Linked DNA regions of Mus musculus: region 2 is linked to region 1. The links are chromatin loops, found by intact Hi-C in ENCODE. Cell type or tissue: left cerebral cortex. All regions are shown on one strand. Each heading gives the region's core, and the rest is flanking DNA. Links, peaks and the distances in the headings are about the cores only.

Evidence for each region. A loop is a pair of places that touch in the nucleus more often than their neighbours do. Peaks named below come from ENCODE experiments on the same cell type or tissue, not always from the same donor. Only the 100,000 strongest peaks of a DNase experiment are listed, where the experiment ranks them.
Region 2: it touches region 1 in a loop (4-fold over the local background); 12 of 42 quality-filtered maps call a loop at or near these places.

The regions. Positions count from the first base shown.
Region 1 is chr8:94,097,303-94,100,096 of GRCm38, reverse strand. Bbs2 (Bardet-Biedl syndrome 2 (human)) reads left to right here and starts at 1,588. Exons shown (of 17, transcript NM_026116.3): 1 at 1,588-1,861. The coding sequence starts at 1,745. It overlaps Gm39226 (a long non-coding RNA gene), which reads right to left and starts at 555. Exons shown (of 2, transcript XR_879106.1): 1 at 1-555. In left cerebral cortex, for the core only: CTCF peaks have their summits at 1,525 and 1,726; DNase peaks (open chromatin) are centred at 968 and 1,604; H3K4me3 peaks cover 1,688 bases; H3K27ac peaks cover 1,990 bases.
Region 2 is chr8:94,151,394-94,154,198 of GRCm38, reverse strand. It overlaps Mt3 (metallothionein 3), which reads right to left and starts at 1,592. Exons shown (of 3, transcript NM_013603.2): 1 at 1,369-1,592; 2 at 1,109-1,174; 3 at 51-298. The coding sequence starts at 1,399. The coding sequence ends at 189. In left cerebral cortex, for the core only: a CTCF peak has its summit at 1,461 (motif pointing right); DNase peaks (open chromatin) are centred at 509 and 1,484; H3K4me3 peaks cover 1,688 bases; H3K27ac peaks cover 1,810 bases.

The DNA.
Region 1 (2,794 bases), core at 295-2,794:
CATCCAAGTGACAACAGGATTCTTGGTTTCACTGCAGCAAAGAATTCCAGGACCAGACAGTTTGAAGCAGTTGAAGTTTCCTGAGATTTTGGTCACCAAGATGGCTCAGCAGGTTAAAAACAACATGGCTGATGACATGAGTTTGGTCCCTAGAACACATGGTATTGTTTTACACACACACACACACACACACACACACACACACCATATACCATACATAATTAATGTAATGTAATATGCTATACTATAATATAAGCATAACGGGGAGGGGCTGGGAAGGAGTTTAAAAGAGAGGATAGGTGCTAAGGGATAGAATAATACATAGCCAAAAGCTTGGATGTGGGTTTCAAGAGGGAACGACTCACTTAGTATCTTATCAGCTACATAGACTGCTTAGTAGCTCTAGTTATATCTCAATGGGCTGTTAGGAATTCCACCCCACTCCCATCTTCTTTCTCTCTTTTGTTTTACTTTGAAAATTAGCTTACAAAGTAGCAGGTCTTTTATGACATTTTCATGCATACTATGGCTGGCTGATCCTTCTCACCTGCTAGTTCCTTTCTTCTACTCCCCCCCCCCCCCCCCCCCCCCCCCCCCCCCCCGCACATTTACTCTTCTTTCTTTCCCTTCTTTTTGATGAATACGTTTATAAGGTGACTTCACCGGTGCTTTGAGTAGAGTTTGCAATTTGCTAAGATGAACCGACTTGTCACAAGGATGTAAAGAGTTAAGTCACATCATTTATTTAAGTAGGGTTTCTTGTGAGGTCCCTAGCAAATTACAGATTTACAGCTGGCAAAGGAGAAAGGCCATGTCCGTTTAGTACTTAAGCAGGATTCAGTGCTTTTTCAACATTCTTAGTTGAAAGTCTTTTCATATAAAGGGCATGTTGTCTCTAGCTGAGCAACTTTGTACAAATGCTAATTGTCCTGAAAATCTTGACTCAGCTGGTGGAGCGCCTTAACTGGACTTGGGAGAGAAGTACTCTTTCCCTTCCCATGTCCCTCAACTTTGCATCGTTCTCTACTGCTTTATATTTACCACCTAAACTATTTAAATAAACTATACTCTTTACTTTTATCTTGAGGGGATTATTATTTTCGGGTTACTATTGACGTTTGCCTGGGCATAACAGCTAAAGCAAGGGATACACTAAGCACTTTAACGTTAGTTTTGTTTTGTTTTTTTAATCGTGCGTGTGCATGTCCTTGGAGCTGGTTTTCTGCTTCCAACTCGGGTCATCAGGGTTGGTATCAAGTGTCTTCACCCACTTAACTATCCGCCCCGTAAAGCCTTAGTTCTTGAACGAATGAAAGGGTGACATAGTGTGTGGCGTGTACGGGGTGCAGCTTGGCTGACACGCTACAGAGAATCCTGGGGAGGTACTGGCTTAGACACCGCCATCCCAGACGCCAAGGTAAGGCTTCATCTAACACTAATTTACAGCCGCAGTCCGAGGACAGACAAAGAACGCAGGCCAACCAGGCACGACGCCACTGCGCAGTCGCAGGAGCTAGTTGGGACTTGCGTAGCTCTGCCGCTGGGAGGGTCCGCGCAGGCGTAGAGAGAGTTGGCGACACCGATCGCGCTCTAGTCTGCGCTTCCGGCGCCGGGCCTGTGGCGTTCCGCAGTCCTGCGTGTATTTACCTCCTACTCCTCATCCGCTGCTAGGCAACCGGCCGGCCAAGCTGCTTGCCTTGCGCCTGCGTCGGGCATCTGTCTTCCGCCCCTAGCTGGCGCCATCATGCTGCTGCCTGTGTTCACTCTGAAACTGCGCCACAAAATCAGCCCCCGCATGGTGGCCATAGGGCGCTACGACGGGACTCACCCGTGCTTGGCTGCCGCCACCCAAGCGGGCAAGGTAACCGCTCCCACCCGGACTCCTGCCTCCTCCAGATCCCGCCCCTCACGCTGCCCCGCCCCCTGCCCGCATTGCCTGGCAACCGGTCGCCGCTGTCCTTGGCTCCAGTCCCATCAAAGTGGGATTTCAAAGAACAGCTTTGTAGCAGTGACGTTTTTTATCACCAGGTTCTCAGTGTTGAACAGTATTGAGGACAGATCAGGAACCTAGGGAAAAGAAGTCTCAAGAAAAAGGAGCGCTTGTCCAGGAGTAGCAGCGATTGCTGACTCCAGATTCATGCCCAGGGCCTCTGCTTGCCTCCAGGATTCTCTTCCATATTTGCCTCTTTACAGTGGAGGAAGCGGGTGGGGTGGGGACAACAACCCAATGTTAAATTCAGATTGTAGTTTTGGTCCTTGATCACGTACATTCAGATCTTATCCCCATAACCTAAGTGTTCATTAAATGGTTATTATGAGCCACATACTGAGAAAGGGGTGTCAGGGTCACAGATAAAAAAAAAATTCAGATTTAGACCCAGTTTGCAAACAAAAGAAATTGTGAAAGTGAGATTGAATTCTTGTTGTTAGACTCAGCAGGTATGCCAGGTACACAATTGCATTTGTGTAAGGAGTTTTCAAGACACTGCCATGTGTGTTGTATGTTACCTTATATGCTACTTCTAGGGTTCCGTAGCAGGAACATAAGGATTCGTTTAAATGGGTTATGATTTCATAAACTGGTATGGTGAAGTAAAATGCTGAACATTCGTCTTGGTATGTGATGCTACTAGTTAAGAGGCGCTACCAGTCCTGAGGTAGTGCTACACATTTGTTATTTTATCTGTTCAAGAGATTGGGATCATAAGTTCAAAGCTAGCCTGGGCAACATAGGAAGACCCTGTCTCAAAATTAAAATTTTAGAAGAAGGGAGTTCTTTGTCCAATTGTCACTT
Region 2 (2,805 bases), core at 291-2,790, 54 kb before region 1:
TCCCCCACCCTTCCACATCCTTCGCACTTGAAAAAGAGACCAGTCTTGGGTTCATGTTGTGCATGGGATTTATTCACACCCCGGAGCAGGCAGCCGGCGGGGGGGGGGGGGGGGGGGAAGACAACAGTTGTGCCCCACCAGGGACACCCAGCACTATTTACATAGGCTGTGTGGGAGGGTCTGGGTCCTCACTGGCAGCAGCTGCATTTCTCGGCCTCTGCCTTGGCCCCCTCTTCACCTTTGCACACACAGTCCTTGGCACACTTCTCACATCCGGCAGGGCAGCAGGAGCAGCAGCCTGTAGATAAAATGTGTGTGTGTGTGCGCGGGCGCACATATGTGCCCAGTCTGATGTCGGCATCTGTCTCCATCAAAGGGCAGAGGAAAGCAGTATGGGAGGCTGGACAGTCATCAGGCTTTGCCCAGGACAGGTGGCTCTCCCTTCATACTGCCACATCAGGTCTGACTCAGCATCCATGGTACTGCAGTGACTGCCGGGCCTCTGTAGAGAGTCACCCTATAACTAGCACACAGCTCTTTGGGTGGGTGCTAGGGAATTCCCTGGGAATGCTGGGCTCAGGCCTGGGCCAGAGGGAGAGTTAGGTCTGGTGGAAAAGGCAAGCCAATGTAAAAGGTACTGAGACGGAATTGCAGCAGGGAAGGGGCAGGGATAATGTCGAGGCCAGCACATCCGTGAGATCTATGCATAGCCACACTCGAGAAGAAGAAAGCGCTGGTCCTACCTCTACACCTCACCCCAAGCATATTACATCGCTGAAATCTGGAAAGAGCAGATTGAGGAGACCCCACAAAGCCTAAGAAGGGCCAAGGCACTACAACTTTAAAGCTGACCCCCCCATTCTTCCTTGGGGATCCTCGGGCTCTGGAAAAATCGAAGAGTGGGGCTCAGCTTTCAAAGCGGCTATCTTAATAGCTTCCGGAAATTCATCAAAATATCCCCCTTACATTGGGTTAATTAACATTGGTTGTAATAGCCTCGGTATCTGAAGGTCTGCAGCAGGAAGCTTTGCTTCATAGTGTCTGGTGGGGGTGGGGTGGGCGCGGCGGGAGGTTATGGCAGGGGTTGGGGGTGGGGGGGTGCACTCACTCTTCTTGCAGTTCGTGCATTTGCAGCCCTTGCACTTGCATTTGTCCGAGCAGGTGCAGGAACCACCTAAGAGAGCACACGAAGAATTATACTAGGGAAACCTGGCGTCCCCATGCCTAAATGAAGATTATCATCATCACAGGGTTAAAGATGGGGGTAGGGGGAAGGGACTCCTCCCCCAAATGTCCTTGAGTGAAGACAGAGGAGTGGGTTCTTTGCCAGGAAAGGGCAAAGTGCTGCAGGAGGGGGAAGGGGCTCACCAGTAGGACAGGGGCAGGTCTCAGGGTCCATATCCAGTCCAGCAGCCGCCGTAGCTTGGTTCCTCCCGGCAAGCGGATGCGCTACGTAGCCAGGGCAGCAGGTGGCAAGGCTTTTATAGCCCCAGGCGGGGGCGCGCAAGCAGCGACTTGGCGCCCGCCCCTATGCACGCACAGCGCCTGCTCTCCGTGTGTGTGCACTGCTGTCCCGAGTCTCCACTGAGTGTAGGACCAAAGTAGCCTGTCCGCTGTCCACTCCTTGCCACTGCAGCCGTCTCCCTGAAGGTGCCTGCGCAGTACCATCTTTGCAAGTTGAGAGAGACAAATTAGTATTGCCCCTTCCCGTAGGTTCTTCTCCCTCTTCTCCCAGATTGTCTTGATCAGTTTGGTCCAAACGGGATGCTGAGCAGTGAGCCTGCTGCTGATCATCTCAGCAGCAGCAGCAGCAGCAGCAGCAGCAGCAGCAAAGATGCTCCCAAGATGCTTGAAGAAGGCTAGAAAGGGGAGACCTGACAGATCCTACCTGACACCTGCAGTTTGGTGGGAAGACTCGTGGCCTTTTCTGTCCCAATATTTCCTATAAAGCCCTTCTACAGGACCCTGAGCACCTCCTTAGCCCAGATAAATTTTACAGAGACACCCACTAGGGACCACCATTCTCTGTTTGGAGGTAGTTCGAGGTTGCTTCTCTTTGTTATTGAGACAGAGTCTTAGGTAGTCCAGTCTAGTCTTTTTTTTTATGTAACCAAGGAATTATACAAATTGTTTTGCAGCCAAGGAAGACCTAAACTCTTAATCCCTTCTGTATCCACCTGCCAGCTGCTGGGATCAAAGGTGCACACCACCGATGCTAGCTTTATTTTTTATTTATTTTGTTTAACTTATTTTTGAGATGGGAGTATCTCAAACTCTTAATCCTCTTGTAGCCCAAGCTGGCTGCTTTGAACTCAGGGTTCTCCTGTCTCAATCTCTTGAGTGCTGGGATAATGAATGTGCAACACCATACTTGGCCTCAGGGTTAGGCTGTCAGGGGTGGGATGGGGTGGGATGCCCTGGGACGAGGTGGGATGCAGTGGTGAGATACCCAGCCCTACTCTAATCGTCCATCAGACAGAACTGAGCTTCTATTCCAAATCTGAGCTGAACAAGTGGACTTCAAAATGGCTTGGCCAAGGAGGGGTGTGTTGGGGTATGTGACGGTGCACATGCAGGTACAGACCAGAGGACGACATTGGTGTCCTCTATCACCCTTTGCCTCACTGCCTCGAGATGGAGTCTCTGGCTGAACTGGATGCTTGCTGGTCAGCAAGGGTGGCAGGCTGGGGGTTCCCTGTCTTGCTCCCCCTCTCCCGGTGCTGCGGTACTAAGCATGTGCAGTTGTGCCTGACTTTCATGTGGATGCTGAACATCAGAACTCAGCTCCTCATGCTTGCATAGCAA